Linked DNA regions of Homo sapiens: all the other regions are linked to region 1. A link is an interaction called in ENCODE POLR2A ChIA-PET data of the cell type or tissue named here. Cell type or tissue: GM12878. All regions are shown on one strand. Links, peaks and the distances in the headings refer to the core of each region. The heading gives the core; the rest is flanking DNA.

What was found. ChIA-PET counts read pairs that join two places held together with the same protein. Peaks named below come from ENCODE experiments on the same cell type or tissue, not always from the same donor. Only the 100,000 strongest peaks of a DNase experiment are listed, where the experiment ranks them.
Region 2: POLR2A ChIA-PET joins it to region 1 with 5 read pairs; 3 of 35 experiments call an interaction of 5 or more read pairs at or near these places.
Region 3: POLR2A ChIA-PET joins it to region 1 with 6 read pairs; 3 of 35 experiments call an interaction of 5 or more read pairs at or near these places.

What each region holds. Positions count from the first base shown.
Region 1 is chr6:7,233,051-7,240,694 of GRCh38, reverse strand. RREB1 (ras responsive element binding protein 1) reads right to left here. Exons shown (of 13, transcript NM_001003699.4): 11 at 93-257. Among named protein-coding and RNA genes, the nearest start is that of SSR1, 76 kb to the left of the region's middle. RefSeq lists enhancers at 4,092-4,191, 4,472-4,571. In GM12878, for the core only: no CTCF peak of the experiment used is centred there; a DNase peak (open chromatin) is centred at 4,084; H3K27ac peaks cover 2,134 bases.
Region 2 is chr6:6,796,511-6,804,154 of GRCh38, reverse strand. It overlaps LOC101928004 (a long non-coding RNA gene), which reads left to right and starts at 2,984. Exons shown (of 5, transcript NR_187687.1): 1 at 2,984-3,312. RefSeq lists enhancers at 1-101, 112-171, 422-601, 1-1,110. In GM12878, for the core only: no CTCF peak of the experiment used is centred there; DNase peaks (open chromatin) are centred at 4,244 and 5,506; H3K27ac peaks cover 2,489 bases.
Region 3 is chr6:6,785,503-6,793,146 of GRCh38, reverse strand. The region is part of intron 2 of LOC101928004 (a long non-coding RNA gene); the gene reads left to right. Among named protein-coding and RNA genes, the nearest start is that of LINC03055, 96 kb to the left of the region's middle. In GM12878, for the core only: a CTCF peak has its summit at 4,578; no DNase peak of the experiment used is centred there.

The DNA of each region.
Region 1 (7,644 bases), core at 2,795-5,294:
CCCTCCACAGCTCGGACTGGAGTTTGCTACAATTCTTAACCGAACTCCTCTCTCTCCCTCTTCCTGGGTTCTTGTTCACCTGGCGGCACTACCTGTGCTATCATGGGATCCAACATCACTCTCTTTTGACTGGGGGATAAGCCCGTTTCTTCTCAGGGAACAGGTGGTAACTCCGTGTTTGCGCAACTGGTGGCGTTCACAGTTAGATTTGGTAGAAAAGAAGGCATCGCATTTTTGACAAGGGAAGGGTTTCTGACCTGAAGCAGGAAAAAAAATATATATTTATCTGGCTTTCTACTGCAATGAAATAGAAAAGTCGCTTTTGTTTATTCTCCTGGGATCATTGGCAGTTGTTCCCCCCTCCTCCATCCCTTCAAGAAAATTAACAAAACACATTAGAAAAAAAAAAACCATCAATGACTAAAATGATCATTCTCCCTTTTCCTAAGTTGAATGGAATATGAATTTTTGTCCTCAAAATACTAAAATAAATGAAACTGAAAAATATACATTTAAAGTAAAACAACGGTATTACAATTAAAATATTAACGACAACAAAAAAAAGCGAATGAAGAGATTTTAGAGCACAGCAAGAAAACACCTATATTCTATCACAAAGAGAAAGACGCCCTCTAACGAGTTCTAGTGTGGCAAGGACACCGTAATATGGACACTAGGAAATCCAATGGGGAACCCCTGGGTATCTTTGGGGGCCCATGAAGAGAAGAAGTCAGGGACAGCCCCCAGCCAGGGTGGCCAGTCCCCCTTCCTGGCCTTGGTGGCTGTGTCCCTCCCACAGGGGAACGGGAGCAGTGAGTTCTGACTTCCCAGGACAACTCCTGTCTGACTTGCCGAGACATCCTGCAGTGACCTCTGTTCAAGTTCACTGTGGTCCTAGGTGGCAACAGTCAGGAGATCTTCTCATTAAAGGTTCTTTGTTCCCCCTGCTCCAAGCTTGGTTGCAAATGAGTGACCAATACGTAACTATGTCTGCATTTGATCATGTGCTCCACTCAACAGATGTGCATGTGAAGAGGACATTTTGGCAGCCCTGCCTCGCCCCTAGACCCATCCCAAACGCACAGATGGGTGAGCCACTGAGAGAGGCACAGTCCCCTCCTGCTTTGGTCTGCCTACCCTCTCCTTTTACTTGGATTCCTTTTGTGCTGTAAACATCATGTTTCAAAATGCAATAGAAGCTCCTCTACAACTTGTCCTGGGTTTGTGCGGATGCATGTGAGGGAGAAAGAAAGCACAAGGGAAAAAGGAGGTGGAGAGGAAAAGAGAGGAGGAGGGAGGGGATCAGGGGCCTTCAGGAGGCGGAAGTTGGTGGTGCATCACTTGTGTATCACTGAATTCCTCCCTTTCCCCCAAGTTGCTGGAGTCCAAGGTCCCAGTTGCTAATGTTACAGGGTAAAAGGTTTTGTGTGTTAACCAACATGACTTCAGAGCTGGGGCCCAGTACTTTTGTCTCATAACCCTAGGATTGCCACAATTAAACACAGCTCCCTGGAAACACAGATCACAGGGGCCTCTGGCGTTAGATTAATGTCGATAGAAGCCTGAACTAGTGCAGGTGCCCAAGGCCACGCACTCCCCTGTGAATGCACAGCAAGGGCCTGGCACCTGGGGACCAGCCAGAGGGGCCACGTGTTTTCCCAGGGGAAGGAGGGACTAGCCTTAACCGGCACTGGCTGTGTCACACGACTCCAGGGGGCGCCATTCATACAGAGCCTGAAGGTGTGGACCTGGCACCGCCCCCATGACAGCATGGCCACAATTTCACATCAGGAGTAATAATCAGAGACAGGGGACATTGATTCCCTCCTGAGCTAAAAGACCCTTTAAGATGATGCTTACAAATCTCCTCAGGCGCTTTTAAGAATAAAGATGCAACAATCAAAGACAACAGAATTAGAAACCCGGAAAGGGCAGAATCAGACACCCAGAAATCCGGCCTGTGTGCTTCTGAGTAGCTCCACAAGGCAACCTGAACAAAAGTGGAGAACCCCACTGACTGTTTTCAGGGTCTCCTCATATCATTCTGCAGGTGTTTTCTGCAAAATTTATTTTTAAAACATCCACATTAAAAAAAAAAAGTGTGACTAGTTGTACAGTATGTCAGTGTTCATGGTGCGTCTTCCAAATTACTTCTTGTGGTCATGTGCGGTGGCTCACGCCTGTAATCCCAACACTGTGGGAGGCCAAGGTGAGCAGATCACTTGAGGCCAGGAGTTCAAGACCAGCCTGGCCAATACGGTGAAACCCCATCTCTACTAAAAATACAAAAATTAGCTAGGCATGGTGGTGCACACCTTAATCCCAGCTACTGGGGAGGCTGAGGTGGGAGGATTGCTTGAGCCTGGGAGGCGGAGGTGGCAGTGAGCAGAGATTGTGCCACTGCACTCTAGCCTGGGCGACAGACAGACTCTGTCTCAAAAATAAAATAAAATGAAAAAAATTACTTATTGTTTTTCATTTAAAATTGAACACAGTATTTAATAATTTCAAGTAAAAATAAAGTACTTTTAACATTTTATTGTCAAAAGGTAACACTGCTGCTTCTCTGAGTCTGGCCAGATTGAGAAAAGAACTGGGCCAAGAGGAAAACAAGTAAGAAGCTACTATGATAGGATTCTTGATTTCAAAGAAAACAATCGGCTTCTCGCTCCCCCCTGTCACATGGTTTACTCTGTAATTTTCACACTGGTAAGTGCGTCACCTTTACAGTTGGTTAGGACTGCCAGGCTGACGTCCCCATGAGAAGGTCCCTATTAATGCTAAATTCAGAAAACAATCCATGATGTGAAAGTATTGCATCAAACTACAAAGGCTCCCAAAGTGACATAACAACTCACATGAGTCATTAGAAGCTCACATTTCACTGCGTAAGTCTGACATTTTTACATAGTGGTGGGCTCTCTGGATTGCAGGGATGCAGGAAAACGGGCCCGTTTAGTATTTTATAATAACGCAGGTTTCAAAAACACTTGTTGGCCAGCCATCTATATAGAAAGTAGCAAATGATTCTATTTATTTGGTAGCTGCCACGAATAACTGCTTTAGAAGGGGATTTGTAAAAGCACCTGTAACCACAGTGAGTTACCTGCGCACTCAGGACCTACAGCATTCTGCAAGCCCCAACGCGAGCGCTTAAACCATCAGCCAGCTGGGCAGAGTGGCTCATGCCTATAATCCCAGCACTTTGGGAGGCCAACGGAGGTGGATCGCTTGAGCCCAGGAGTTTAAGACCAACTTGGGCAACACAGTGAGACCTTGTCTCTATAACAAATAATAATAAAAAAAAAAGGCCGGCACGGAGGCTCACACCTGTAATCCTAGCACTTTGGGAGGTCGAGGCTGGTGGATTACCTGAGATCGGGAGTTCAAGACCAGCCTGGCCAATGTGGTGAAACCCTGTCTCTACTAAAAATACAAAAAATTAGTTGGGTGCAGTGGCGCGCACCTGTAATCCCAGCTACTCTGGAGGCTGAGGCAGGAGAATCGCTTGAACCCGGGAGGCAGAGGTTGTGGTGAGCCAAGATCACGCCACTGCACTCCAGCCTGAGCTACAGAGCAAGAATTTGTCTCAAAAAATAAAAAAATTAGCCAGGCATGGTGATGTGCACTTGTAGTCCCAGCTACTTGGGAAGCTGAGGCAGGAGGATCACTTGAACTCAGCCAGGAGTTCAAGGCTGCAGTGAGCTGTGATCATGCCACTGTACTCTAGCCAGGGTGCACACAGGCACTCTAGCTTGGGTGACAGGGTGAGAGCTTGTCTCAAAAAAAAAAAAAAAAAAAAAAAAACCTCCAAAAACAAACAAAAAAAATTAGCCAGTGTTTACTCTCCCAGAACAGTCAAGAAACGAAGAAGGACATTGGGGCAAGAGAAGAGTGAACAGTGAGAATAGTTTGATGAGGAGATTGGGGCCTTGGCCTCCAAGATAAAAAAAAAAAAAAACAGAACTGAAAACATTTCTGTTCATTTTTCAAAGACAATCAGGGTTAGAAAGGTGGGGTCTAACTAGCATAGAAAACCTTGCAGTTGCTTTTCTTTTTGTAACAAGATGACAGCCTGAGCAGCCCAGCCTTCTCTCCATTGCTCCTCCACCCCTGCAGGCAGGTTTCTTTCTTTTGGTATTTTCTCTCTGTATTTGGCAGAAGTGTACACAGGACTGGGTACAAACGGCCAAAGCTGTCTTTTAAGAAAGCTAAAAGGAGCCAAATACAAGTGGTGTCCCAGGTGCTTTCCACACCCAGGTTTGGATGACTCACTGACCGAAGCTCTGACCCTCACTGCCAGATAGAAGCAGGGAGGAAAGGGTGTGGGGGGAAAGCCTGAGCCGGCTCAAAAAAGGCGCTCAAAGCACCCATGAGAAAGTAAGCAAGCCAGGGAAGCCCGGAATGGACACCCCATAGTCCCAAGCCCATCACTGTGGGACAAGGAACTGGAGCAAAGGGAAGGGGGAAGAAAATGAGGACAGAGGCTAGAACAGACTGGCTGTGTTTCCTGGCACCCTCTCCTCCACCTGTGGCCTAAAAACACACGAGATGCTCCCGAGGGGTAAAGGCAGGAACAGTGCACTCTTGTCTCCTATGGAGTGGCGCGTTTAGGTAGAGAAAGGTAAGGAACCAGGAACTGTCCTCATCAGCAGGAAAGTATGGTCTGGGAGAGAGCTGGAGAGGAGTGGAAGGAAGGAGGAAAGGCAGGTGTGTGTGGAGACTGTGCCAGGGGGTATGAAAAATGACAGCCCTGCCAGCTTCCTCATCAAACACAGTTCCTGGAACCTGAGCCGGGAGCAAGAAAAGGCTGAGGCCACATGCTCCTTGCCAGCAGCCAGCAGGTATACCCCTCGTTGGACACTGAACACCGGATCTGCTTCTTGCTGCCCCTTTGAGGACTGGGAGGACTGGAGAACACGTGTTTTGAGACAAAGTAGAGACAGTACAGTAATCTGCTGAGGGGGTAGGAGGAGGCCAGCATTCAAGGTGTAGACAGTTTGTTTAAATGCAGTCCAAAACCAGATGCTGCTCAATGCTTCTGGCTGGAACTCAGCTAGATTTTAACACTGTACTCAAAAACACAAAACGGCCAGGCACCGTGGCTCACGCCTAAAATCCCAATACTTTGCAAAGCTGAGGAGTTCGAGAACAGCCTGGGTAACATGGTGAGACCTTGTCTGTACAAAAGCAAAAAACTAGAAAAAACAAAAATACCCCACAGAACATCTTCTCCGAATAACACCTTTGTTTGCAGGGTGGCTGCAGAGTCAATGTTTAACATGTGTACACTCAAGACTTTTTTCAAAGTTTTGGAGACAGCGCCTCACAGAAGCCTAGGGAGCCAAGGATCCATGTGGTTCTGAGTGACAGCAGAGCTGCCTACCAGGAGAAAGATCAGGTCTGTGGGCTGAGGGGCCATCAGGTGACTTCCCAGGCTCCTTCCAGCTCTAATGCTCCGTGAATGGAAAATGCTCTAACACGACACTGGATGTAGCCAAGTGCTCCATATAACATGATTTAGCAGTGGTGATGCTGAACATCCCTGGAAGCTGAGAGTGAAGCCCAGCAAAGGAAATTAATGGAGCTCAATGGGCACCAACCTTCATACAGTGTCTATGCATGTGGCTAACACGATTCTGTAGTCATTAAGTCTGAAATTAGCTAATAACATTCTGATCCACAGTGGTGTCCCCCCTTATCTCAAACTACTTCCAAACCTTCTGCAATGTGGACATGTGGGAACACAGGGAGACATGGAAGGTGCACTCTGCCCGCCTTCTGCCTTCACACAGAGGACACACTGGGCACACACACCCTGACCAGTGGGCAGTTGCACAGAACCGGACCCTGGCTTGGAACAGTAGCTCCATCTCTTATTCCCCATATGGCTGTAGGCAAGTTACTTAGCTCCTTAAAAGTAAACCTCAATTTCCTTGTGGCAACACATGGATGACATCACCCTCACAGGATTGTCATGAAGACTAGCTCTACCAAGAACATATTATGGTAGGATACAGGGACTGCGCCAAAGCAGACACATCTATCAAGGTTATCAATAACTTTTAAGGGACAAGAGGCAGAATGTTTATATTTATATCTACCCCATCCTAACTTAAACAAACCTCCTGCTTTCTTGCTCAGTTTCAGATGCTACTAAATTTTAAACCAACACTGACATTTTGGCATTCAAAAGCCAGGCAATCATGACTGGATTCACAAATGGGAACACATATCAGGCACCTGCAAAGACATGGGCACAACTCTTAAAAAAGAAAATACTAGAAGAGGAAGATGGGGAGGTTGGGTGACAGCAGGGGGAGGTGGGAGCACCGAGGAAGGGGGCGAGCCAAGCCAATCATCAGATCCAGACCATCTGCTTTCTGAAAAGTGGTAACAGAAAGACTCACTTCTCCATAAACTCTCAGTAGGCGATAAACAGGTGGCACCCAAAAAAGGGTAGCAAAAGACATTGCTATAAGGGGCACCTTCTCTTGAAGATGCATTTTCTTCCCTGAACTGCTGTCATCATTAGAATGGTTGCTTTACTTGTCAGGCTTAAACTATTTTAACAGGGAGACAGTGGTATGAAAGGGCAGTACATACTTTACAAATCTAGAAATCCTGGTTCTCCTTGAGTCCTCCCTGGATAGGCACTCCTGACTTGCTACTCCTCAATCCCTGGATTCAAGGACCCACCACAGCAGAAGGAAATGCCGTGTCTGTGTGGCAAGCTCTGGTGACCAGTGCAGCCACTGAGAGTCCTATCGCTCCCAGCCACAACTCCCCTCTGGCTCCCAGATTCCTCTCCCTCCCCAGGCTCCATTCTGCACACTGTTCAGGTATCCAGCGGTGGCTCCATGACCTCCCTCCTGCTGTTCCACCTCATCTAGGAGAAACATCCTTCCACGAGCTTCTCCAAAGCTTTGTGAATGCATTTCCACCTGGACACAGAGCACAGCTCACACCAATTCCCACAACCCACCCTCAACATCCTGTCATAAACCTCCTGACTACCTTGGGTTACCATATTTAGCGCAAAAAGAAAAACCCACAAAAAAAACCCAGGATGCCCAGAGCTAAATTTGAATTTTGGATAAACAAATAATTTTTTAGTAAATCCCAAGAACTACATAAAAATACTTATACTAAAAATTATTTGTTGTCTATCTGAAATTCAAGTTTAACTGGTGTTCTGTATTTTATTCACCAATCCAGTACCATTTGGTTTTAGGCCCTATCTATTTATTAATATTTTGGTTGTAAACTCCAAAAAGATAGGATCTCACTAATTTGCGCTTAGTTCAATAACACAAATCACTGAATACTGAGACTGTTCACTGAGAAAATTTAGAAAATTATAATTCAGATGAGAGTTGTATGGCCATTTATATACTAGAAGCACCTGATAACAAAATTATTTAAAGTATATTCCTATCCTAAACTTCTCTTTAAAAATCAGCTTCTAGAAACTAACATTTGAAAAATATTTTTGGGCAGGCCAGGTGCAGTGACTCACGCCTGTAATCCCAGCACTTTGAGAGGCCAAGGTGGGCAGATCACCTGAGGTCAGGAGTTTGAGACCAGTCTGGCCAACATGGTGAAACCCCATCTCTACTAAAAATACAAAAATTAGCTGGGCAT
Region 2 (7,644 bases), core at 3,033-5,532, 440 kb after region 1:
CCCTCTTGCACCTGTACTCTGAAATGGCCTTTCTTGTTTCCAAAAAGCTTCTGGGGAGATGGAAATAAGGTCCAATCTGCAGGACATTATGGCCAAATCAAGGATCCCTAGCCACTTCTGGGGCACTAAGATTGCAGAAGGATCATAGACAGCATTTGCTTAGGACAGACATCACGATGGAACAGAACCGTGAAGAGAGGTGCCCTCCTCGCCTAGTGGTGTCCTGAACTGAAGCTAGCTGGGTGCTTCCCCAAACCTGCGTTAACTGAAACCAGCCAGGTTCCTCCCTGCCCGGCCTCATTACTCATCTTGCCACATCTTTCTTCCTCCCTGAAGGAGGAGCCTGGCCCCAGGTGTGTCTCAGCACTGCAAGACGCTTGGTGCTCGCCCGGCCTCGAAGGCTCACTCATGACAGAGGCATCCATGTACCCCTGGGACACGTCACGGGGTGTGTCCAGCACCAGGAAAGGATCTGCCTTTTTGTGTTTCCCTCCCCTGAGGCAGGGCAGGAGTCGGGCAGGGACTCGCTGGACTGTGAGGAGAAGCAGTGTGTCCTCACCTTTCCACCTTCCTCTGGCCACAGCTTTAGCTGCTGAATGATAACAAGGCTGCCTGCCGATCTCATAAGAGGGCATCTTGGGCAAGGCAAGGAGAAAGGGCTTTGGAGTCTTGAGTTCAAATCCCGGCTCCCCCAGCTGCTGTGCAACCGTGATGTATGACAGCCTCTCTGGGCCTCAGTGTTTGTATCTGCAAGATGAGGCTCTGACATAGACCTGATTAGGTTATGGTGAGGATTACACAATCCCTGCTTGAAAGGCACCTGGCTTGTTCTGAGTAAACCCTGTGACTCCCTTTAATTCCTGGTGGGTGGCTTGCTTGTGCCCTCATGAGGTTCAGCACTTGGCAGTACCCTGTCACCTGTTCATCATTAGCAATGACGGACGCAATGCTTCCTCTGTGACAAAGCCTCATCCGACAGAGCAGGACTGCAGGGCTTCTCCAGGGCTTGGGGAGGGGGACAAGGGCAGTGCGCACAGTTCCTTTTTGTTTGCTGATGCCACACTAGGCACGTGAAAGGGCTGGGTCAGAGAACCCAGCTTGGCCCACGCTGTCTCGGTTGGTGGCCGTCCTCACCTTCCTCACCCTTCAGATCCCGTAGGGAGCCCCTGCGGTGGTGCCATGGACGGGAAGCATCCCACCGTGCTTGTGGCTCACCTCGAGGTCCAGGTGTCACTGCATGGCCTGAAAAGGACTGTCTCCGAGCAGGTGCTCCCTCATCTCCCCTCTCCCGATTTCTACAACATCCTCTTCCCTGGCTCCTCGCCACTCCCTCCACTCTTTTTTCTTTAAACTTTTATTAAAGAATAACATCCCTCAATTTTTTTCCCTCCAACAAAGAACAAGCTCATGACCAAGAACAAAGAGGACATCTTGACCGTGTAAGTAATGATGACCGCTCTGTCCCCAGCTCATAGGGACCCTGAGGACTCCAGGTTGCCTCCCTATGTTGGCTCCTGATTCAAGCAGATGGCAGGGGGGTGTGTCCCAAGGAGCTGGGTGCTGATGTCAGGAGCCCAGCACCCTTGTGGAAGCCAAGAACGACACTGAGGGGGCAAGAAGAGACTGTGATGAGCTAAGTGATGGTGTTGTCCCCAGCACGCAACAAGGGCTGGTGCGGCAACTGGCGACCTGAGAGGGAGGGCTGGTCCCAGCAGGGAGGTGTTCATAGAAGGGAGAGATTTTCGGTGAGGAGTGGCAGCACAGTCATTCTCAACCCAGTGTGTCTTGGGAGATGCCTATGGGGTGGAAGTTGGATGATCAGGCTGTTATTGGGTCAATCTGATTCAAGGAGAGGGAGGAGAGGTGACGTGGCCAGAAGGAGGGCAGGAGGGTGGACAGCAGAGAATGCAGCCGGCCACCCGGGCCATCCCCCTTGCCTCCACTCACTCATCCTTTCCCACCCCTGGGCCGAGGATGCGTCTCATTAGGTAGTTTTCAGATGGGTAAACTGAGGCAGGAGCCATTCCAGGCCCAGAGAGGAGAGCCAGGAAGGCACGTGTTGTAATCCCTGGGTTAGTTTTTCATTCACACACAGGGGAACCTCTCCAGCCCTGCCACTCACTAGTTTTAAGAGGCTCAAGTGTTCTGATTCCTGGCAGCAGCAACGTGGTAATGCTTCTTTCTTGTTCCCTCCCTGATCCCTTCTTCCCTCATGCTTGAGGGCTTGGCCCCGCTTTTCTCCATGTATTTCCACCAGGGTGCCACACTGCCTGGAATTGCAACCGCTGGGGCCTTGTCCAGTTTATTATCTCTCACCACAGGTGCAGGAAGGAGGCAGGGAGCAGGGCTGTGTCGCAGAGCAAGGCCAGGGCATCCCACCCCACCATGGCCGCCCATCCCCATGGCCTCCCTCAAGATCAGGAAACTGCTCCACATTGCAGTAACTAAGTGCACCAGGCGTGGCTGCTGGTGAGGGGTGGTCAGGCAGCACCTGTGGCCAGCCTAAAGGAAGGTCAAGGTTTGTGAAGGCATCTGGTGCCTCCCCTGTTGAAATTTCTTTTTCTCCTCCTTATTAGTTGAATCTTAAGAATTGACAGTACCATAAAACGTGAAACCTTTATTTCTGCTTTTTAAATGGAAAACCGGGCTGGGCACAGCGGCTCATGCCTATAATCCCAGCACTTTGGGAGGCTGAGGTGGGCAGATCGGCTGAGGTCAGGAGTTCAAGATCAGCCTGGCCAACATGGTGAAACCCCATCTCTACTAAAAATACAAAAATTAGCCAGGCATGGTGGCACATGCCTGTAACCCCAGCTACTCAGGAGGCTGAGGCAGGAGAATCGCTTAAACCCAGGAGGCGGAGGTTGCAGTGAGACGAGATTGCGCCATTGCACTCCAGCCTGGGTGGCAGAGTGAGACTCCACCTCAAAAAAAAGAAAAAAGGAAAACCAAGCAAAAGTCACTGTCAGGGGACCTCCCACCCACCATACAGGGGAACACTCGGCAGAGCCAGAGGCCTGGGCCCAAGTCCTGCCACCAGCTGGCTGTGAAACTGTGGTACAGCACCTTGTGTCCTGCCACCAGCCGGCTGTGAAACTGGTACAGCACCTTGTCCTCAGGTCCTTGGTTTCCTCACTTGTAAATTCATGGTTCTCCATGGCATCTCTGGTCTTCAACATTATTTTGCATAGAGTCTCAGAAGCTTTAGTGTGAGCGGATGATATGGGCACGAAGCAAGGCACCCAGAAGTGGGGGCAACTACTCTGCTTTCTAAAATGCAAGGGAACCGGAAAATCCAGGAGCCGTGCCAAAGTGAGTGAGTATTTTCTTGGGCCACCAAAGGGGTCTGAACTGGTGTGGCTTGAGCTCAGTTTTTGTGGTTCAGATAGATTTGAAAACTCACTTCTCCCCATTAAGCACTGGAAGGAATTAGTCACCCTTCTTTGTGGAAGTGGAGAGATTCTCCGAGAGCTACTCAACAGGCTCCTTTGAAAGGTTCTCAGGACCAGCACTGTGCTGAGTGTGTGTGTGTGTGTGTGTGTGTGTGTGTGTGTGTGTGTGTGTGAAAGAGAGAGAGAGAGAAACAGAGAATGTGAAGGTATGTGAGGGACAGAGGGAGGAGTGAGAGAGAGACACAGAGGGAAACAGAGAGAGATGGAGAGATGGAGGGTGAGTGAGACAGAGAGATATACAGTGAGGGAGATGGAGAGAGAAATGAAGAGACAGAAAGAGAAAGAGAAAGGAGAGGGAGAATGAGTGTGGATAGGGTGGAGGGAACAAAAAGATTAAGATACAGTCACCAACCTCTAGGGTTTACCATCATGCCAACAAATATAGCAATGTTCCTGGGTAGAATAGGGCCATGACAAAGGAGGATAATGGAAAGGGTGGTTAATTCTGGCCAGAAGAACCCCAGAAGACTTCCTGGAGGAGGTGGCATTTGGCTAGTGTTTTCCATTCAGGGTGAGCTGGGTATCTGTGGGTAAGAGCTTCAGAGCAGAGGGAACAGCAGCTGCAGAGATAGGACGCTGGCTGCTGTCTGTCTCTAAGCCTTGGGCTCCTGGGCCAGGCCTTCTTTATGCTCATTCCTTCACAGGTGGAGCAAGACCCTCAGTCCCCCCGACTCCCCACCCCTCACCACCCGGGCTCAGCTGGGGCTCCCCCTCCTCTCTAGAGGCCACACTGGGGAAGTTGCCCTCAGTCTGCAGGCAGCTATGAGAGGAGTTTCACTTCACTCAGCAAAATCTTTTCTTAGAACCACAGTTGGCTTTTACAAAATTTTCTGGCCACATGAAAGCCAAGCAGCCAGTTTTCAAAAGGCTTTCGATGGCTGAGAAGGAATGTTCAAGGAAGGCTGTTGTATCACGGACGAGACTCTTTCCATGCTTATGGTTTGAATGTTTGCTCCCTCCCAAACTCTTGTGGAAACTCAAGCCCCAGTGTGGCAGGATGGAGAGGTGGGACCCAAGAGGTGATTGGGTCGGCCGGGCGCGGTGGCTCACGCCTATAATCCCAGCACTTTGGGAGGCCAAGGCGGGCGGATCATGAGGTCAGGAGATCGAGACCATCCTGACTAACACGGTGAAACCCCGTCTCTACTAAAAATACAAAAAATTAGCTGGGCGTGGTGGCATGTGCCTGTGGTCCCAGCTACTCGGGAGACTGAGGCAGGAGAATCACTTGAACCCGGGAGGCGGGGTTTGCAGTGAGCCGAGATTGCACCACTGCACTCCAGCCTGGGCGACAGAGCAAGACTCCGTCTCCAAAAAAAAAAAAAAAAAAAAGAGGTGAATGTGTCATGAGGGCTCTCTGCCCTCATGAGTGGATTAATCCATTCATAGATTAATGGATTAATGAATTAAAGGGTTGTTTTGGGAGTGGCTGGCTTTATGACAGGAAGAGAGGCCTGTGCCTGCCCAGTGAGCTCTCTCCCCACAAGATGCCCTGTGCTGTCATGAGACTCTGCAGTGTCCCTACCAGCAGGAAGGCTCTCCCCAAATGCAGCCCCTTGACCCTGGACTTCCCAGCCTCCAGAACTGTAAGAAAGACATTTCATTTCTTCTAAATTACCCAGTCTCCAGTATTCTGTTATAAACAATAGAAAAAGGACTAGGACGCCATCTTTATGTCTTTTTACGGTTGGGATGGGGAGGGAAGTGGTGAGGAGGAGACCAAAGTTGGAGATACCTGTGAACAAAGTGACATCCTTGAGGGAGTGAGCCCCCTTCACCAGTGGTGTACATTCTGCCACCCACTCATGTTTTATTCATCTGGCTTCCACCATCTTCCTTTGCCAGCCACAGTGTTATGAGTGCTGAGGGACAGAGCGGGGAGATGAGGATTCCAAGAATGAATAGAGTGAGTTCTCTTCCTTTTAAAGTTGCAAATGAATGATTACTCAATGTGGCAGCTACGAGCTGCAGTGAACAGTGCAAAATAGCAAGTTTCTGGGTCTTGGGGAATCGAGGAGGCATTTTTTGAGTGTGGTTTTGCAGAATAAGTCAGCATTTACCCACAGAGACAAGCAAGAAAGATGTCCTAAAAAGCAAAGCAGCAACTGCAGGGGCCACCTAGGGACAAAACCCCAAGTCCTAGTCTGTTGCTGTCACCAAATGTCACGTTGCCTCTTTGTGCCTCTGCTCAGCAGAGATCACCGTTGATGGAGCATTGTGAGGCCTTTCAGGGTGAGGAGGTGTTCTGCTCTGGAACTCTATCATCATCTTACAGAACATGGTGTCAGCTTCCAGGGACTGTTTGACACACAATTTTGGTTTCCCCCAAGCACAGAACCTGGCACATGTTAAAAACCTAATCAGTGTTTTTTGTCATGAAAGCAAAGCATTGTAATTCTGTGACTAAAGCATGACAGCTATATTTTGTCAGGTAGAAAAAGAACACAGGCGGTTGTCTTGACTGTGCTTAGAAGGGCGTACACTAAACCTATTACTATTGTGGATTTTATTTGTGAGATTTTCTTTTTTTAATGAAAGAAGAGGTGTTTAACACATCTTAACTGCAATATTTGCAAGTGTTCATAAGCCTGAAATGTATAGAACTGAACTGAATTTTTTAAAGTTAGGCATCGTTACCATGATTTTAGCAGTTGTTTATTGAGTAGGGATAAGGGGCTTTGCACACTGCATGCTTTCTCTATGTCTGTTTACTTTGATTTTTCCTCTCATCTCTATGTGAAAGTGGAATACATTTCCTCAGAAGAAGCCTGACTGGAAGCAAGCATCTGCAAAAGCAACATGGACTTGTCCTTAATAGGAAGAGGAGCTGCTGGCCTGGGCATGAAAGGGAGAGCAGGAAGGCCAGGGGCTCAAAGCACAGAGATGGGGCGCAGGGAGGCAGCAAGGGGTGGACAGAGTGGGTGACCTGGAGACTGTGAGGAGGGTGTTAACACTGCTAGAGAGAAAGCATGGGTATGTTAGGCCAATCTTGCATTGCTATGAAGGCATACCTGAGACTGGGTAATCTATAAAGAGAAGAGGTTTAATTGGCTCACAGTTCTGCAGGGTGTACAAGAAGCATGGCACCAGCATCTGCTTGGTTTCTGGCAAAGCCTCAGGAAGTTTTACTCACGGCAGAAGGTGAAGCAGGATCAGGCACATACACGGGCACATCACACGGCCAGAGTGGAAGCAACAGAGAGGGAGGGAGGAGGTGCCACGCACTTTTAAACAACCAGCTCTTCAAAGAACTCACTCATCACCAAGGGGATGGCTTTAAGCCATTCATGAATGATCTGCCCTCGTGATCCAAATACTTCCCGCCAGGCCCCACTTCCAACACTGGGGATTACAATTTTACATGAGATTTGACAGGGACACAGACCCAGACCATATCAATGGGCTTGAGGCATGGAACAGATCATTCTTTGCACCTCATGCTGTCTTCATTTCTTCCCCCTCTGGAAATGAGACCAAATGTGAAGACTGTGGACACTTTCAGGCAGGTGGGACCCCAGATGATGGCCTCTGGGGGGAACCATCTGTTACCAGGTGCCCAATGGGGTAGTGATAAAGAAGGTGAACCCCGGAGCTCAACTGCCTGGGTGCAAATCCTGCTGTTCCACGCACTCGCTCTGCAACCTTGGGTAATTTAGTCAGCCTCTCGATGCTTTCGTTTCCTCATTGGTGGAGGGAGCAGTAAGAACACGTGGCTCGTGGGAGGCTGCAAGGGACCAAGTGCATGAAAGGTTTAGAGTAGCACCTGGTGGGTTGGGCACGGTGGCTCGCGCTTATAATCCCAGCACTTTGGGAGGCCGAGGCAGGTGAATTAGCTGAGGTCAGGAGTTCAAGACCAGACTGGCCAACATGGCAAAACCTCATCACTACTAAAAATACAAAAATTAGTCGGGTGTGGTGGTGGGCAGCTGTAGTCCCAGCTACTCGGAAGGCTGAGGAGGGAGAATTGCTTGAACCCAGGAGCCGGAGGTTGCAGTGAGCCAAGATCACACCATTGCACTGCAGCCTGGGTGATAGAGTGAGACTCTATCACAAAAAAAAAAAAAAAAAAAAAAAAATAGCACCTGGTGCCTAGCAAGGGCTCCACACCTAGGCATGGATCAATGTGCTTTCTATGACCCCTTAAGCCCATTTCCCCATAACACATTTTGTAGTCTCAACCTGAATTCTGACT
Region 3 (7,644 bases), core at 3,033-5,532, 450 kb after region 1:
GCCAGTGCAATCCATTGGCTGGCCAGTGTCCACTGAACCTCTCCTTTCCGAATCTGAGCAAGTGACCAAAGCTGTATTTAGACTGGAGAACAGTTGCACGGGAAGGTCATGAGGGGTTGGGATAATCATCTGGGGACATAAACAAGCTAGAAAGGCAGGGGAACAGGCCAAATCTGCAGAAAGAGATCCAGGTAAGAAACCACATGGCCCCAGAGGAGGCAAAAAAAACAACTGGAAGCACAGCTGCCTCAACACCTTCCCAGATCTAATCTTGTTTCCTATGAGGCCCCTTGTATTTCCATTGTGTGTCAGTGAGATGTGCCTCTGCCTTTTCATAACCCCCTTAGGTTGACTGGTTATTTCTTTCTTGCAACCAGAGGCTTGACTAGAATTGAATTCGAGACAAGCACAAAGATCATGATGCAAATGAAAGGGACAGAGGGGAGAGAAACAGAAAACAAGTGAGTCAAATTTGGTAAGGAATTAAATCGGGTAAAAAAAAAGCATCAAATGTTACTCCAAGGTCTTGACCCAGGTAAAGTAGGTGTGTCAGAATCAGAAAACAGGAAACCCAGGAGGAGTTGCTGGGGAGGGAGGGAGTTGTTGAGTTTGAGGTGCCGGGGGTGGGCAGATGGTTGGTGCAGAGGAGCTATCCAGATCTCAGGCGAGAGTGACTACAGCGGGAAAGCGTGAGACGAGAAGGGAGAGCAAGTGGAATAAGACTGGCACAAGGACTTGGGTCTGGGCACTGGGTAACTGATCTGGGAGGGGAGGGATTTGGATGCTCCCAAGGAGTGGCGTTGAGATGGTAAAGGTGAATGGAGGCAAGATAAACCAGAAAAAGGAGCCCGGAGAAGATGAAGGACTGAGGCCCTGATGGTTTCTGAGCCCCCAGCACGTGCTCCGCAGATGGCTGTGGAATGTGTCTGAGGGAGAGAGCGTATACTTGATAAAGAGTTCAGATGGCATAAATTGTGGGATGCAAGAACAATTCTCATACCTAGGGTCACGCCACTACATTTTAGTAATTCTGGTATGAAAATTAGAAATGGGTGAGGTATATAGGGTTTGAGGAAGGAGGGGCTGGGAAGAGAGAGTTAATGGATAACATTCAAGTACACACCTGTAATCCCAGCACTTTAGGAGCCCCAGACAGGAGGATCCCTTGAGGCCAAGAGTTTGAGATCAGCCTGGACAACATAGTGAGACCCTGCCTCTACAGAAAATTAAAAACAAATTAGTGGGGTGTAGTAGTGTGCACATGTAGTCCCAGCTACTCAGGAAGCTGAAGCAGGAGGATTGCTTGAGCCGGGGAGGGTGAGGCTTCAGTGAGTGGTGATCACACCACTTCACTCCAGCCTGGGCAGCAGGGCGAGACCCTGTCTCAAAAAAAAAAAAAAAAAAAAAGGAGAAAAGATCATTGCCCAAAATGAAACTTCCTGAATAATCAATGGATTTCAATCATTTCTATCTATTTTTCAATGGTCTGATGACCTTGTGTTGAAGGACATGCAGGGTTTATTTCAAAAGGAGATTCCTGGGCCCTTGCCTCGATTTCCTGAATTAAAGTACTAGTGCTGAGGCCCAGAACCTGCCTGTTAAACAAGCTCCCTAGGTCATGCGTGTGCCCACCAATATGTGAGAACTTGTCTCCATTATCCTGAGAGGGCTGACTGTATTCTTTCACATGATTTCTTCTGGAAGCACTGAAGAGGGGTTCTTGTACCCGTCTGTTAGGAAGAAAATCAACCATTTCAAAGCACGCTGCAAATCTGAAGCCTTCCAGGCACCACTGGTGAGATAAAGGATAGAATCCAGGTGGTATCTCCTCTCCATATAACTAGGCCAAAGGTAGCAACTAGGAAGGTTTTTGCTCCCGCCCAGGAAGACTCACTTGCTGGGTCCCACTTCTGCAGTGCTTGCTGGCATCATGGCAGGGAAGAGACCTGCCCCTCTCTTTCCAGCCTCCCGAGGAAGCCTCTCCACAAACCCTCTTTCAGAATCATAAGAGCAAAGTGACTCACATCCGTAGGACTCACAGGGTGACATCAGGTTTATGGGCAGGGAAGGAAGGTAAGCTCCATTGCCTCCTATCATTGTGTGTGGCCTTCAGGCTGCAAATGTGCATGCCTGACTGCCTGAGCCCTTTCTTGGGATCAAAGTCATCTGGTTCCACCCACAGACATCATAGTTGCCCTTGCAAGAATGTCCTGAGCTGGGCATGGAGGTGCATGCATATAGTCCCAGCTACTCAGGGGGCTGAGGCAGGAGGATTGCTTGAGCCCAAGAATTCAAGTCCAGCCTGGGTAACATAGCGAGACCTCATCTCTAAAAATAATAATAATAAATAAATAAACAAAAAATAAGAATGCCCTCAGTTTAGGGTTGAGTTTTGACAAAAAGGCATCCACATCTCTCAGGCAATACAAGAGCAACGAAACTGACTTTGATGTCTCTGTTGATGGTGTACACATTGCATCATTAAAGATTGTTTGGGCTGCAACCAGCTGAAGATCCCATGACCCTTGACTTAGAGCACTAGGAATGGCCCAGGGTGAATTCTGTGGCTCTGTGATAACCCCAAGGGTGGAGGCTCTTTCTGTCTTACTACTCTACCATTTTTGGCGTGTCAGCAACATCCTGCTTTCTAGTCAAAGATGACCACCATGTTTCCTCGCACACCGTGGAAACCCAAGCAGGAGACGAGGGAGACTTGGCAAAGGGCTTCCTCCCCCTGAACCTCTCTCATCAGGGAGAGGGACCTTCCCTAGAGGCAGGCCTTGATCACATGATGACTCCACGGTCTATGACTGCAAAAGGGCACTCACTGCCATACACGAGGGTTCTGTTATTAATGAAAGGGGACTGGCCACTGGTAGGCCATAAAAATGTGTCCCGCATGGGGAATAGGTATTAATGAGTAAAGAATTCAAAGGACTTCATTTCCTCCCACCAGAGCATTGCACCCAGTGGAGAAGCATGTGTGGCCAGGGAGCTGCATGAAGGTGAAATCAGAACCTGTCCTTGGAGCACTCCTGGAAGTATGAGCAGGGGTGCAGTCAGGACGGCCTGACTCTCTGACCCTGTGACTGAGCCACAGGGGTCTCTTCTATGCTTCACTGTGCTTCTTCAATCTTGCCATCACTGTGTTGAAAAAGCATCCCTGGGCATTTGTGGTGAAGCCATTGGCAGAGCATCAACAGTCTTTCCAATGTACCAGTCCCACAGGGACCAGCCCCGGCTCCTTTACTTGGTTCATCATCCCACAAAAAAGGCTCCAGAGTGATGAGTGGAGGGAATGTGTATACAAGCTGGGAGATGCTTCAGGGATGGGGCATGACTCTGAGAAGCTCCACATGCAAAACAGGGTTATGATGGTCTAGGAGCCAGCTGCAGGGAGGTGGGCAGCCAGGAGGTGGGCTGGGGCTATCAGGGGAGTGACTGACTGCAAGGGCAGGCTCAAGGTGAAACTTTGAGAGGCAGATCCCAAGGCCCTTGGATCTGGCCTGTTACAGCAAATGGAGGAGTAAGGCAGAAAAGTCCTCTAGGGCTGTCTTCTACTCTCTCCTCCAACAGATTTTCACTGAGCATTTGCCATGAGCCAGACTCTGTTAGCTGTTGAGGTTTCAAGGGAAGGTAGAAAAGACAGAAGCAAACCAATGATAAAGATATCTATTGTCTTTTAGTGACTTTCATACACGCTCCCTCTCTTTTTTATTCTGTGCATCTCATTATCTAAGGGCTCGTTTTGTACCAAATGCTTTTATACATCATCTCATTCAAATCTCTCTGAGGTTGGAAATGCTATTTTTGTTTTACAGCTGTAAAAACTAAGGCCAGAGAGGGAAAGTGAGTGACCCAGGGCCCCACAGCTAGACAGATTCAAATCCATGGGGTCTATCTTAGTGACAAAGCTGGCACATTTCTTCCCCTCCTTGTGCCTGCTGAGGTTTTTTTGTTTTGTTTTGTTTTGTTTTTTGTTTGTTTGTTTTGGCTTTTAACATTTTACAATATTTTGCTATTTTTTCCTAATCAGGCAATATACATAAATATTTTAACAATCAACTAGTTTAAGATTTATGAAAAACAGCGTTTTCTTGCCCACCTTCTCCCAATTCTTCCTGCTCCCCAGAGGCAGCCACTTCCAAATGTTAGCCAGTTCAATTCTACATGTAATAGGAGAACGGCAATTTTTATTGATGTGTTGATTTGAGACATTTGGCATCTTCCGGTGATGAAGTTTTGTCTCTCTCTACTGGACACCATCTGCCTCTTCCAGATGTATTCTTCTCACCCTGGGCATTCTCCCAAGAGGCTGACCTGTAGGAACGCAGTGAACAGGCTACCTGATCACTGGCTTCTGGGTTGGGTGTGGCTCATGAGAGACATTGGCAGGAGACTGGATTGGAGGAAGATGCAGGGGCCAGAGTGTTTACTCTCCTAGATAAGCCCCTTCCTCCTCTTCTGGCAGGCAGTGCTCTCCATATAGCCGCTCTCTTAGGTTCTAGAAATTGCTCCTACCTTGCCCTTGAGCTCTCATGCCTAGAGGTGGCAATGACTGCCTGCTACTGTCAGTGCTAGGTACTGCACTCTGTTTTCCTAAACCCTTTTCACACTTTTATGAATAGTCTATTCATTACAATTAGATACAACTTACCCCCACACCATCCCCATACAACTATACACTCCCCTTCCAGTATCCTCTCAATATAATTATATCATATTTGTTGACATCATTAGTTGGACAGTATTTACATTATTAAACTATATAAATATTGCTGACTACATAGCCAAGTAGAGAGTTATCAGTCGTGATTGCATTTCCTTTTCTAAACTAATTTTTGTTTTTCCTGCGTTTAACTGCCCATTTTAAAAAAAGACTTAGTTTTCAATACATAGGTCTTTAATTCTTTCCACACACACCATCAGACATGTTAAATGCATGTACATGTTGTTTTCCTGTTTCAAACATTGTAAATTCTCTGTATCTTTTTCTTTGGGTGGGGGGCAAGTGTGAAGTAAACCAGCCTCCAGAATAAATAGAACTCAGTGTTATGGATTCTAAAATTAAAATCTTAACAAATTAACAAAGTGATGAAAACAGGAAGTTTAGCTCTCAAGGATCCTTTATTGGTCTTAAAGGTTTTACTCTCTTTGGCAAATATTGTGACCACTTTATAGATGCTACATATTCTACTAGACAAATACTATGACCTCTTTCAAAGTGTATCATCATTCCCCTTTTAAATAGCACATTCGAAGTGTGCTGACTTTTAGTTCTAGGGTCTGCCTTCCCCTTACCTGCTGAGTGTCACAGGATCTCTTCCCTCCTTGATTATCTCAAGGAGATACATCAACTTTTGGTTCATAAAAGAAAGTCAGTCGCTTTTATTTGTTAAAGACTTGAAGTATGGGCTGGGCGTGGTGGCTCACGCCTGTAATCCCAGCACTTTGGGAGGCCGAGGCAGGCGGATCACCTGAGGTTTGGAGTTTGAGACCAGCCTGACCAACATGGAGAAACCCTGTCTCTACTAAAAATACAAAATTAGCTGGATGTGGTGGCACATGCCTGTAATCCCAGCTACTTGGGAGGCTGAGACAGGAGAATCGCTTGAACCCGGGAGGCGGAGCTTGCGGTGAGCCGAGATCGCCCCATTGTACTCCAGCCTGGGCAACAAGAGCAAAACTCTGTCTCAAAAAAAAAAAAAAAAAAAAATTGAAGTGTAGTAGGCCTCAATCTCTGGCTTCCTGCAGTGTAGATCTTATCAACATAAGGTCTCTATTTAAAAATGCTGAAATTGTAGTCTTATTTTTCGCAAACTTTTCCTGGAGACCCTTCCCTGGAGCCCCCTCTTAGTCAGCTACTTGCTGGACCTTTCTTTCAGCATTATCAGCTATTTCCCTTTCCCTCTCCTGTGCTAGATGTCCTGTTTCCTGGATTCCATACCCTCTTATTTCTTGATTTACTCCTTTGTTTTGCTGGAGCAGATCTTCTAGCAGCTTTGTAAGAAAGCGTGCATGGAAGGTAATTTTTCTTGAGTGCCTACATGTCTAAAAATGTATATGTCCTACTATTCACTTGAATTGTAACTGGACAAGCTTAAAATTTCAGACTATAAATGATCTTTCCTCAAAATTGTGAAACATTGCTCCATTGTTTTCCTGTAATAAGTGTTGCTGGAGAGAAATCTGAAGCCATTTGATCCCCTTTTTTTGGTTTGCTATGTGTTCCCTATAGAATTCTCTTTTTAACCCTGGTATTTTGAAATTTATGGCACAGGACTTTGGTTGTGCCAAAAAAGGGCACATTTTAAAAATTTTATTATTTTAGTGGTGTTTTTCAATTTGAGAATCTTAGCTTTTAGTTATAGAAACTTAGTTATAGGAACTTTTCTTTATATAGAATTTCCTTCCTTCCAATTTATATATTGCCTCGGGAATTCCTACCATTCAATTTGAAACTTGTGGATTGAGCTTTTAAGTCTCTTCTTTTATCTCTCTTATTTCTTTTTTTCCTCTGGTTCTGTTTTCTGGGAGATTTCTTTGACTTATCTTTCAATTGTTTATTAGAATTTTAATGATCCAATTTCTTGTTTTCTGACTGCTTTACATTAAAAACATTTTATTCTAGTTTTACATATTCAATATCTTCTCTCTCTTTCTAAGGAGAGTAATCTGGTTTATTTTTATTTTAGAAGTTTTCTTCTCTTTCCTGCGTTGTCTCTGTTTCTCCTGGGTTCTTATTTTTGTTGTGTCTGTTTCGGTTTCTAAATCTTGAAGTCTTACTTTGCCTGCCTAGAGACCCTTAGCTACTTGGAAGCTCTGTGTTTTCAAGGTTGGGCTTTTAACTGGTGGGTATCAAAGTAGGGTTAGTGGTGAGCGGGACATTTTTGTGGGGACTCCCATATTTCAATATCTAAAGGAATCCTTTTTTATTTTTATTTTTCCAGGACCATTTAGTCTATCCAGGGAACTAATGTCTATATCTGTACCCTGGTTGGTAAAATGCTAGCTGTGAGCGGGGGCAGGGGGAGGTGACGAAGTGGGGATCCCTGTGTGTCTCAGTCTCCACTGTGCAAACTTACCCCTATCCCCCGTCCCTTCAGTTTTATTGACCCCTACTTTACACTGTGTGTGATGACCCCAAGTCTAGAGAATTTCAGGTTAATTTCTCCCAGAGTGTAATTGCCAGTCCCAGGCTGGGGTCGGGTGGAAGTGAAGTAGTATGTATGGGCTGGAGGGTAGTTGCTGCGGTCAAAGGGAGAAAAGGGCACATGGAGATCGAACTAGACCATGTTCTGACTTTCACTCTGCTCCCCTATTTCACACCCAAGCCTTGCACCTGTCTTTTAAGGCATCTGGTGCCTTAGCTTATGCTCTCAGAGTCCTGGAAGAGGACTGGCCTCTTCTCACACCCTCTTCTCCCCCTTCCCCTTGCAGGCACCCTAGCTCACAACTTACTCCTAAATCTGTACCATTTCTTTATCTGCTTTCCATCTTCCAAAATAATAATAATAATAATAATAATAATAAAAACACCTGCTGAGATCTCTTCTTCTGATGTCTTTTAATTCCTTTCCTGCCTCTGGAGGTCAATCTGCTATGTTTAGTTAGAAGTCCCAAAGGCCATGCTTTGAACCATTA